Linked DNA regions of Homo sapiens: all the other regions are linked to region 1. Evidence: chromatin loops called from intact Hi-C (ENCODE). Cell type or tissue: PC-3. All regions are shown on one strand.

Region 1 (4,000 bases):
ACTTAAGCAGCTTACTTCTGCTTACTTATTTACTACCAGCAAATGCTGAGACCAAACAATAACAAAATTTCCAAACTCAAGAAAGCATGCACTCAGTTTGTGTTTCACGGGTACCCACACACAAGAATTCTCTAGAGCTGTAAAGTAAGGAAATACCTCAATTCTTATGCTTCAGGCTGTGCAAAACCCAACCATGTGCTCAGAAGCAAAATGCTCTTTAAACACAAAGAATATCCAGGACAGCCCACTAAGAAGATGATTTGGCCACCTCTGGTGATGATGATGACACCTGCCACCAGCTTTTCCCTAAAGGAGGCTGGGAGAGTGAATTAATTGACATTTTTGAGCACTTGGAGTTCTCTGGACAAAGGCCTTTATAAATATAAGGCATGATTAAAGGGTATCAGTTTGCTAACTCTCAGAGCTTGGGTTTTATCAGGCCATGAAAGGAAGGAAATGCCAGGGGTCCCAATGGCAGAGGTGATCCACAAAGCCCTCTACTGTGGCCCCAGCGGGTGCTGATGTAGGGACCGTTAACCTAAAGGCATGCAGTCCTCCCCAGGACTGCACCTGCCAATGCCGAGCCCTGTGGGCTGCCAATACCCAGCCTGTTGGATAATGAGGGCTGGCTCCTGTGGGATCAGTTAAGCAGTACACACTCCCAGTCTAGAGTTTAATACCCTAGACATGGGTGGACATGGGAAACTCAAGGGGCCACCAGCATGCTGGCCCAATGCCAGAGTTTAATTAGGCCCTAAATCTCCAGTGATTACATGACGGGCCCAGTCCCCTGAGGCCAGCCAAAGGGAGAAACATCCCAAACAGCATTGTATCGGCCTCTTTTGAGTCTTTCCCCTCAACTCATTGTTTGTGGAGGCACTGCTTGTTAGTGCAAAGAATCCCTTCCAAGTCACTGAGTAGCTGTACAGAAAATCAGAGGGCCGCTGCTTAATGATCTCGGCCATCAGGTAGGCTTTCCCACACCTGCCTGCTGCATCCCGTGGGACAGGGAGTCCTGTAGGGGGACAGGGTATAGATGACCACAATCACACTTCCACTCTTGGGTTTCGATGGGGGTTTGGTCAGAAGTCAGCAAAACTATGACTTGTTCAGAAAACAGAATGATTAGGCTCTCTGAGAGACCCCAAAGGCCCAACCACTCTGCAGGACCAGGGCCTGGGACCTGCAAGTGAAGCCTAATCTTTCGGGAGCCCCTGGGGAGGAAGAGGATTATGTGAAGTGGTTCCGAAAGGAGGAAGGACCTGAGACTTTCACAGAATTTCTGTCTTTTCCTTCTTGTCTCCATCCTTCTTTCATAGCCTTGGAGGGGAACATTCCAGCTTCTTATAGTTATGGTGAAGAAGGCCAACACCAGCATGTCACTCATGGTCCAGACCGATTTCCTGATCTGGGTGGCCAAGGGTGAGAATAACATTTCCACTGAGCTGATTGATGAAGGACACGGGTACAAGTTTAATGTAGATGGGGCGGATCTGATGGGAGGTCGTGAGAAGAAAAACTTTCTTGTCTTCCTCTGACTTTCTGTTTTCATTTGAAGAGAGTAGGATTAAGTTCTTAGGTCTTAGAGTCAGATGGCCTGAGTCTGCAACCTGGAAGAGACCACCTAGCAATCTGGTCCTACCCATTTGGGAGCCTACTCACCCCACGGTTCCTCTACTTGCAATGAGTTTCCTAAACAGGGCAGGGCCAGATTTCCACCTTGCGCAACTTCTGCTGTGGCTGGAGAAGGAGGATGCTAGCCTCCTTGGTGTTTACGAAATGAGTTATGATATGTAATGTTAGAATAACGTCCAGCACGTAGTATGTTTCGTATGGCAACATCCTTTCCCTCCTCCTCAGCCTGGGGTTGGTTGGCTATGGAGATATGCCCACACTACCACCACTCCTGGCAGCCCCCTGTGTTCAAAGAGTGTGGGAATAGGGTACTGGCCGATGTCCGACGGTCAGCACCGCAGTGGGCCATAAAGCAGCGGCAAAGGGAGCGGCCAGCTCAGATACGGCGCAGGAGATGAAAGTCGGCCGTGTTTTCCTTTCCAAAGTGCTGCTGTGTTCCTGAAGGCCTGCAGCTTCCTCTGCCCTGCTGGGGATTTTTTTTCTTCCCAGTTCCTCTCAGTGATATCTTAAGAGGCAAACTTCCAGCACTAACAGGAGGTCTTTTGTTCTCCTTTTCTCAAAGCGGACTTTAACCCAGTTACTACAGACTGAGTCACTGTAAAAACAAACAAATAATAATAATACTCCATTTTCTTAAAGGCTCTTCCATGCCTGCTGACAGAAAAGGGGGAACCTGACACTGCCCTGGGCCTGTGGGGCTCCTCCCCGCCTCCGTCTTCTGGAGGCACAGCCCACGAGAACCTTCCAGAACACACTGGAGCCCGGCACCGTGGAACTGTTCAGCTAGGCTCTGGCTTGTTTGGAATTTCATCTGACTTGAAGGGGCCCGTGGACTCAGAGGAATTTGGGTCTCAACACAGTCCCGGTGGGATTTACCCCAGACCGAGGAATGCTTGTTTTACTCCTGGATCTGCTACACACTAAATTCGGGACTTTCCTCCCTTCTCTACACTTTAGTTTCTTTTTATGTATGTGGAACAGGAGTATTAGACACTCTGCGATTTTATCAGAAAGGATTTTACAATGGTTATACTGTGATTTCTCCTTTTCCCTGAGTACATCTCCTCCTGGCTGAGAGTTCCTGGAGGGGGAATGACAGCTAACACATTTCTGAATCCTTGGTCTTAAGCATGGTATTTGGTTCATGGACACACAAGGTGTCTAGTAGACGTCTGTTAAAAGGACACATGAATGAATGAATGAATGAATGAGGTTTGAGTTGGTGTGCTGTGCTTGGTCTGACAATGATATCAACAGGAAGCTTCACTTCATCATCATCAATAATAAAAAGGTAAGGCTTAAGGAGTTCCTACTGATACCACCTCTTTATGTAGAAGTAGCTTTCTCTTCTTGGGAAGCTACTTGTACTTGAGAATTTAGATTTAAAATCAGACCGAGACTGCCATGGGTCTCTAGGACGGCCGTCTATTTTTCTAAGCTGGTCCCCACTTTAACAAATCCCAGGAGCTGAAGCAGTAGGATCTTCATTTACTCTGTTGGGTTTGTGCCCCCGAGATACAGTCCTTTCCATTTCAGCATCAATCATTTGAAAAGTAAATATCTCACCTTCTTGTGACCTGGCAAGGATAGAGTAGAGTTCTCTCCATCAGGGTCAATTTACATCTGTGTCCTTTTTTTTTTTTTTAACTTGTATTTTAGGTTTGGAGGGTACATGTGAAGGTTTGTTACATAGGTAAACTTGTGTTACAGGGGTTTGCTGAACAGAGTATTTCATCACCCAGGTATTAAGCCCAGTACCCAATAGTTATCTTTTCTGCTCCTCTCCCTCCTCTTCTCCCTCCACCCATGAGTAGACCCTAGTGTTTGATGTTTCCTTCTTTGTGTTCATAAGTTCTTACCATTTAACTCCCACTTACAAGTAAGAACATGTGGTATTTGGTTTTCTGTTCTTGCATTAGTTTCTTAAGGATAATGGCCTCCAGCTCCAACCATGTTCCTACAAGAGACACGATCTTGTTCTTTTTATGGCTGCATAGTATTCCATAGTGTATGAAGTCTTAACAAGGGCAGGAGTAGGGTGGGAGTCTCATTTTATAGGGAAAATGTTCCTTGGCTGGTCCTTCCTTCCCTACTCTCTATCCTGTCATCCTCAATGTCCCCTAACAACCAGGAGTGGATGACAGTAAACAATTTCAGTGTTGGGACTGATCTGGCCACTCCCCACTGGGTATGGTTCCCCCAGACGGTGCACAGCTCCTGGCCTAGCCTCAGTTTATTTCTCTGCTGTAGGAGAGCACGGGCCCCATTCTCAGATTGCCTCTTCCAGAATATGCCTTTAAGAGGAGGAGTAAAAAATTCCAGGAACAGGCTTCATGTCAATGACAGTAGCTGGCTAATTTCTTCT
Region 2 (4,000 bases), 160 kb after region 1:
CACATTCAACATCATCAGACACTCGTTCAAAAAATAGCATGCTATGTGCTGACTCGATGGGAAGCCACAGGCTAAGTTCTCAGACCCTGGCCAAGAAGAGATGGGATCCAACTCATCCCTAGACCACAGGAAAAATACTTTCAACCACAGAGCTGGCCGCAAAATATTCTTTTTGTAGGAAACAAAATGTTTCCAGCCCTGGGATTTTCTTTTCTTTATTTTATTATTTTTCAGTCCTTTCACTGTTATTGAGGAGGAAAGGCAAATGCTTAAGCAAGAGGCCAAGTAAACATCGAAAGAAACCAAAACCAGGACTCCTTTGCTGGGAGAGTGGAACACAGGGTGAATGAGCAGTGCACTGCATGAGGCCCAGGCCTTGTGAAGTTTCAGGGGGAGCAACAACCTGGGTCATTCTTTAGGTGTTCACAGCCCCAGTTTCATTCCACTTTACTGCAGCTCCTCTTATTGATTAAGTCGGCTTGGACAAGTTACTTAACTTTTCACAGCCTCCACTTCCTTAAGTGTTAAGTGTGAATAATAATAATAATAATAATAATATCACAGGTTAGCATAAAGAATAAATGAAACATACATAAAAGCTGCACCGGCCGGGTGTAGTGGCTCATGCCTGTAATCCCAGCACTTTGGGAGGCCGAGGCGGGCGGATCACAAGCTCAAGAGATTGAGACCATGCTGGCCAACATGGTGAAACCCCATGTCTACTAAAAATACAAAAATTAGCTGGGCATGGTGGCATGCACCTGTAGTCCCAGCTACTCAGGAGGCTAAGGTAGGAGAATAGCTTGAACCCAGGAGGCGGAGGTTGCAGTGAGCTGAAATCGCGCCACTGCTCTCCAGCCTAGCAACAGAGCGAGACTCTAGCTAAAAAAAAAAAAAAAAAAAAAAAAAGCACAATGCCTACTACATAGTAGGCACTCAAGAAATAGGATTTGTTAAGGTAGTTTCAGTAACTCTCTCAGATGCTGCTAGAGAACTATTTTCATGAACTGTTAGAACACAAAGATTCCTTAGAGACTAATACTCCAGACCCCATATTTCATAAATAAGAAAACAGTCCTAGAGAGAGAAAGGTTGTGACCAAATCATCCAGTCAGTAGTAGGCCCTGGGCTAAGACCCTGCAGACTGGACGCAGAGTAAAGAGAGTTAAAGTAATTCACATCATAGAATATATTAACACTACGTGCTGTTGACTGGCCATGGATCTCAGACTTTGTATCTTTAAGAATTGCCCAGCAATGTAGAAATGCAGATTTCTAGACCCACCCCCAAAGCTGCTGATTTAGTCTGGGAAGTCCAGGAATCTGAATTTTTAACAAGCTCTGCCAGTGGATTCCAAGAGGTATTCCTCTGACCACCTGTCAAGAAGTATTACAAGAGGAAGTCGTCAGCCAAATAAATAACTGAGCAGAGTGTTAGGGTTATATCCTATGGTTTAGCACAAACAATGTGGCCAGCGCCCGTTGATAATGAGACTTTTCCCACTGTATAAAATAGTAACTGAGGTATAGCATGGCATTGCTTCTTCTTCATAGAACCAGAAAGTGAAATCATCTTCTAGATCATGAAATTCTCTTATAGAAGGGGAACCTGTGACTCAGAGTCATTTGTCCAAGATCACATATCTAATTAGAAACAGAGCTAGAATTTTACTTTAGAATAACATTATCTTTTTTGCAATGGAAAAATTTTTCCAGGTACCCACATATGAAGACAGTAGTTTATGTATGTATGTTATATACTAGAATCCATAAATTAATCTTTTTTTTTTTTTTTTTTTTTTTGAGATGGAGTCTTGCTCTGTCGCCCAGGCTGGAGTGCAGTGGCGCCATCTTGGCTCATTGCAAACTCCTCCTCCCGGGTTCACTCCATTCTCCTGCCTCAGCTTCCCGAGTAGCTGGGACTACAGGTGCCTGCCACCGCGCCCGGCTAATTTTTTGTTTTTTTACTAGAGACGGGGTTTCACCGTGTTAGCCAGGATGGTCTTGATCTCCTGACCTCGTGATCCACCCACCTCGGCCTCCCAAAGTGCTGGGATTACAGGCGTGAGCCACCGTGCCTGGCCTAAATTAATCTTAATCTCTGAAATAATTAAAAAATTATGGTCTTCTCATGTTATTTCTGGTGCTGTGAATTCACTTCATAGGCTCCCTTGTAGGCTAATGAAGGAAACTTGGTCAGAAGAAAGAACTAACAATGTCATACAAAACTGAACACTTCAGAGACACAGAAACTGTAGTTACATTGTTGCACATGACCTACTTCCTTTTCATTAAAATCTTGCTCTTTTCATATAAAACATATATCTGACCCCAAGGTCTATAAAGTTCTATGAGTCATCAAACAACTACATAAGTATCCTGGTTAGTGATTACTGTGTTAAAGCATTTGTGGACTTGCAAGACACATCCCAAATAAATCAATATTGGCTTGGATTCAAGTCCAGTTCTCAAAAGGATGAGGTTTCAGCTGTTCCCTGTAGTATTAGAACATGCAATAATTTAGCAATTTCTGGAGTTTGATCCCCACAGACTAGAAATGATGGTTACTTTCTTTCTTTCTTTCTTTCTTTTTTTTTTGAGATGGAGTTTCGCTCTTGTTGCCCAGGCTGGAATGCAATGGCACGATCTTGCCTCACTGCAACCTCCACCTCCCAGGTTCAAGTGATTCTCTTGCCTCAGCCTCCCAAGTACCTGGGATTACAGGTGTCCGCCACCATGCCCAACTAATTTTTGTATTTTTTAGTAGAGACGGGGTTTCACCATGTTGGCCAGGCTGGTCTCGAACTCGTGACCTCAGGTGATCCACCTGCCTTGGCCTCCCAGAGTGCTGGGATTACAAGCGTGAGCCACTGTGCCTGGCTGAAATGATGGTTACTTTCTACTCTTGGCCCAATGCTGAAGAATATGAGAAGGCAGAAGTATAGTTCTTCCACTTCTACTTTTCTTTGATGAATGCATTCAGATAGCAATAATCTTCATCCCTCAACAGAGTTTGTTCTGAAAGTTGTCATGAAATGTGGGCAACATTGCAAAGTAAAAGCCACAGCCTGTTTGAAAAAGAATCAATATGTATTCTGCAGTTGGATAATGCCTATCCTCACAAAAAACTCAGAATGCTCCAATTCATTAAGTCAGTAAGAGCAGCCTTAGACAACATTTATTATGATTTAGATCAATCTTACAACCATTATTACTAGCCAAATAAGGCCAAAAGAAGAGGGTTATAGGAGTCTCTTTACAGAATCTGAGGTGGAATCTGAATTAGAATCCAAATGCATCACTAACCGCTTAATAATCCTTTCCCTCCTGGAGAGAGTTCTGGCCTTTGGAGCTGTTCCTCTGCTCCATGTCATTAGGGCATTCAGAGAATGCCAACTCTTCTACGACATGAACCAATTAAAGGGTGGGAGCCTGCCATGCTTTCAACAGGGGAGGGGCAGGGTTTGGATGTGTGCATACAGACCCTGGAACATTTCAACACACCTCTTTTGGAGAAGGTTCTGTTGGTTTCAAACCCCCAACCCCCATGAGACATTATTTCCAGCCATTAAAATGTTTCCTGAGCTTAGATACATCTGGAAAGTTTTGGAAAATCCTACAGGAAGGAGGCTAGGCCAAAAGAGCTCCTTTTCTCATGCCATTCAGGAAGCACAGCACAAATGTTTGCCCTTCAAGACAGTCCAGGCCAGGAGCCCAACTCTGAGGGATGGAGAACCATGGTAGACAGAAGAGTCCTTTGGGGGAACAGGGACAATGGAGAAGAGATTGGGGGTCTTATATTAACCATGTACCAACCAGGGTGCTTATGTAGACCTGTATCTGTCAAGGTCCATCAGTAAAATGGGACATATCCTGGTAGTTCAAGAGAGAGCATTCAATTTGGGGAATTAGTTACAAATGTGTTAGAAGAGCTGAAATGAAAATAGGGGACAATGAGTCAACCCAGAGATTAGCAACAACAAGAAGCTACCACCATCCC
Region 3 (4,000 bases), 97 kb before region 1:
TTTGACTTTTTAATAATTGCTGTTCTGATGGGCATGAGATGGTATCTCACTGTGGTTTTGATTTGCATTTCTCTAATGACCAGTGATGTTGAGCTTTTTTTCATATGCTTGTTGGCCACATGCATGTCTTCTCTTGAGAAGTGTCTGTTCATGTCCTTTGCCCACTATTTAACGGGGTTAATGAAAACGAACTTCTGATACAGGTAGCATGGACGAATCTCAAGTGCATTAGGCTAAATGAAAGAAGGCAGATTCCGTGCTATGCCCCTTATGATTCCATTTATATGGCCTTTTGGAAAAGGCAAAACTAATGGGTCAAAATACCTGATGAGCAGTTTTCAATGGCTAGGGCTGGGGGAAGGGGTTGACTATAATGAAGCCCTGCAGAATTTTAGGGGGTGATGGAACTGTTCTGTATCTTGATTGTGGTGATGGTTACACAACTGCATGCATTTGCTAAAACTCAAAGAACTGTATTTTAAAATGGATGAATTTCATTGTATGTACACTTAATTTCAACAAACCTGACCACCACCACCAACACCGCCACCACCACCAACAGAGGGTAGCTAGGTTATAGGGCATAAGACAGAGTTGGGGAGACCCACCTTGGGCCTGGTCCCTAACTGGCATTCTGCCTCATCAGACCCTGTCTTCCCATCCCTGAGGGCTCAGCCAACTGCTACAGAAACCTTGCTCCCTGCAGTTTCCAAAAGCCAGAAAGGGAACCATTAATAAGCCCCTCCTGTGAAGTGTTAAGGTCCTCGTTTTTATTAAATGCAAGTGCTCCTGGGAGGGCTAATAGCTTAAGTTGAGGGAGGCTCTTGCAGAGGAAGGATGGGAACAGAGACAGTTTTCTAGGAGGTTGGAGAAGAGCGGGATGGAGTGGAGGATAAGCCTTCAGTGTGGTTGGTGGCACTGGGCTGCTCCCATGCATCATGGGCGTGTTGGGGGCAGGGGGTTAGGAACTACATGGAAGACAGGCACGCACCCCATGCTTGCTTTTGGGTTAGTTTGCAAAGTCTTCCCTCCCCACCTGGCAACCACAGCCCCTGCCTGGGCTTCCTTCCCCAGTACCTTCCTCAATCACCTTCGAATTATCCAATGCCAAGTACAAATAGCCAGGTTTGGGGACTTATTTTTTTATGGTAACTAAACACAAAGGCCTCAGGATCTTCATTTGGTATATTTCTGCTTCCTTGGGTCTTCTGGGGTTCAGATGACCTTAGGGCTTCTGTCTTAAGGGAAGTTTCCTGGTCAGTGAGAGGAGCAGAGGGCTGGAGTAGGTATCAGGGCTCCAGGCTTCTGTGGTCTTGCCATGCCAATGAGGAGGTTGGAGGATTGGCTAAAGCAGCTGCTGGGGGCCTGTAGCTAATGATTGGACTTTTTTCTATACCATTTTCTTCAAATTTTCCATGCACCTTCCCACCGCAGGACCTTTGAACATGCCATTCCCTCTCTCTGGGGCTCCTCCCCTTCAGAAGTTATGTTGGACTACCACTCACTGCACCCGACTGTGCCTGTGTGCTGAGGATACCAGAATCAGGAAGACAAGGGTCTCATGTGAAAGAAGACTCCGGCCTAGGGAGAATGGTAGTGAGAGTGGTACTAACTAAAATAATAATAACAGTGGCAACAACACTGGCAGGGCCGTTGAGGGAGCACTCACGAGGTGCCAGGCATTTATGTGCACTATGACATTGAAAACTCACAACAGTCTTACAGATGGACAGTGTTATTATCCCCATTTTATCAAAGAGGAAACAGGCTGAGAGAGGATAAGTCACTTGCTGAGCTGGTACATGGCAGGGTTGGAACTTTGAGTCCAAGCCTCTGGGACTCCAGAGTCATGTGTTTGGCCACAGTGTTTTCCCACTACACCCAGAAAAGTCCCCCTCTACCCCATAGGAAGGAAAGTCACATCCAACTTCAACTTGGCAGGTCCTCAGTTGGATCATTTAGAAGGAATGAAAAACAAGAGTAACATTGGCTATTGCATAGGATGCAGGCTACCAGCCTAAGACTGTGGGCCAAGGAGGGCTGGGCAGAGGTGCTGCACATACCTGGCCACCTGGCCCCAACTCTTCCTCTAAGACTCTTTCCACTCATTGTACTCATAGAGGACTTTTTTCCAAGGTGTGAAATCCAGAACAGACTGTTCAGGGTGACCAGAGGCTTGTGGGAAGACGCCTCGGGGCATGAGCCTTCCTGACTCAGCGCTCTTCCACTCCAGTTTTTGGACAGAGGTAAGGTATGTACTTGATGTTGAGCCCACAGCAGACCAATAAGTCATCCTCAGCCTCCCAGAGTCTGGTGGGGCTCTGTTGTCTAGTAAGCTGAAGACAATACTTCATGAATAACGTGGGTGTGATGTTGAGTAACAGTGATGGTTGATGGGCTCGGGGGCTGACTCATTTCTGAAGGCCTTGAATCAGACCAATGTTATTTCCTTTGGTTTTCAGTGGACCTAACCCAGATTGCCCTGAACACCTGCCCCTGTTGCTGAATCAGAGATGTGGGCTCTGGCCGGCGGAGGACCAAGACTTTACTGTGGGGCTCGAGCCCAGTTAAAGAAACACTATCCAGGAGATTCTATCATGGGACTTGAGGCTGGTGGACAAAGCGGGAAGAGGAAGGCCCGGTCCAAGTGAGGGGCATGGGTTTTGAGTCCACAGAAAAGAGGGGGAATATGCTTTGGTTGAAACCAAAAAAGCTCAGAGGGAAGATACAAAATAGGACCCCTGAGCAAGTTTAGATTTCTGTTTTCCCTCCCTCTCCTAGCACTCCTCTCATAAGCTGGGTAGAGGAGAAGCAAAGCCAGGAAATGAGTCCCTGGATAAGGCAGGCTTCGGGCAGGCCAGTGCCCAGTGCCTGCACTGCAATCTTAAAAGTGACCTGGAGCAAGATCTGACCAGGTGGAGCTCCCACCCTTAGCTGGTGAGCCCAGCGCCTCCTGTGTGGGGCGGTCTGGGCTGCCCAGCTATGGGCTTCACAGACATCCCCAGAAATGCATCTGGGGAGACCCAGCTCCCAGGGGAGCTCCTTGAAGGCAGGGTGGCGTCTTCTCTCCCTGCTTCCTGTGGCACATCCTGAGCTTTGGGTGCTCAACAGAGGGTGTGGAGGAAGACGCTGTGAGGATGACTCTGGAGCAGTTACCAGGACAGAAGACTCCAGGGAAGACAAGTAGGGGGCCAAGACCTAGGAGGAGCCTTTCACAAACCGCAGGTCCAAGTGGGAGGTGCCAGGCCCCAAGCAGTCAACACTTCTGTTATTGTTAGGGGTAACCCTGGCTTTAAGCCAAACCACGATATGTAACAATTATCCAGATTATCCAAATTGTATGAAAACACCACATAAAATTATTACTCAAATTTTAGCTGTTCCCAGACAGCTTCTGGGAACACATCTATTGCACGGAGTCAATTGTATTGTGTGAAATGTGTGGATGGCAGGTTATTGAACTCCTAGGTCCCAAGTAGCCTCATAAACATGAAGACTCAGGGGACCATTGGCTCCCCTGCTCTGCTCTTTCTTTTGTCTTCCATTTCCTTCTGTGGCTTTCAAAGTCCCATGCCTAGGAAAATCTGCTCTGCGGACAGCCTGGAAGAAATGGGAGTCCTGCTACAGACGGTTTGCCAAGGCTTGGCCAGGGAAGTTTACTGCATTGCAGCAGCTTAAAAATGCAACTGGATGGGCATCTCTGCTTTGGAGCATCAGCAGTGGCATCACAAAATGTGGGCACTGAGAGAGACTCTGAAACTCTAGTCCAACTCTCCCCTGGGAGCTCCTTCTCTAAAATTCCAAAGGCTGCATTGTGGCTGGTGTGGGGCCCTGGGAGCATTGCTGGCACTCTTGCCACCCCTGCTCCCTCCCATCCCCTTGTCTGCAAATATTGCCAGGCCCTGTGTAGTTGTCCCAAAGTTCCCCTGTGTCCCTTGCCTCCCTCCAGGGAGAGAGAAGCTTGCAGGTTCTACTGAACCTCCCAGCTAATCTAAGCGGA

What was found. Peaks named below come from ENCODE experiments on the same cell type or tissue, not always from the same donor. Only the 100,000 strongest peaks of a DNase experiment are listed, where the experiment ranks them.
Region 2: it touches region 1 in a loop (4-fold over the local background); 4 of 110 quality-filtered maps call a loop at or near these places.
Region 3: a loop joins it to region 1, with 4 times the contacts of the local background. A loop is called at or near these places in 4 of 110 quality-filtered maps.

Annotation. Positions count from the first base shown.
Region 1 is chr14:68,597,084-68,601,083 of GRCh38, reverse strand. It overlaps a transcript of RAD51B not described here. Among named protein-coding and RNA genes, the nearest start is that of RAD51B-AS1, 86 kb to the left of the region's middle. RefSeq lists an enhancer at 546-715. In PC-3, no CTCF peak of the experiment used is centred here; DNase peaks (open chromatin) are centred at 1,763 and 2,183; H3K4me3 peaks cover 1,331 bases; H3K27ac peaks cover 2,726 bases.
Region 2 is chr14:68,439,345-68,443,344 of GRCh38, reverse strand. The region is part of intron 9 of RAD51B (RAD51 paralog B); the gene reads right to left. Among named protein-coding and RNA genes, the nearest start is that of RAD51B-AS1, 240 kb to the left of the region's middle. In PC-3, no CTCF peak of the experiment used is centred here; a DNase peak (open chromatin) is centred at 2,384; H3K27ac peaks cover 724 bases.
Region 3 is chr14:68,693,880-68,697,879 of GRCh38, reverse strand. No RefSeq gene overlaps it. Among named protein-coding and RNA genes, the nearest start is that of RAD51B-AS1, 10 kb to the right of the region's middle. In PC-3, no CTCF peak of the experiment used is centred here; a DNase peak (open chromatin) is centred at 2,339; H3K27ac peaks cover 3,320 bases.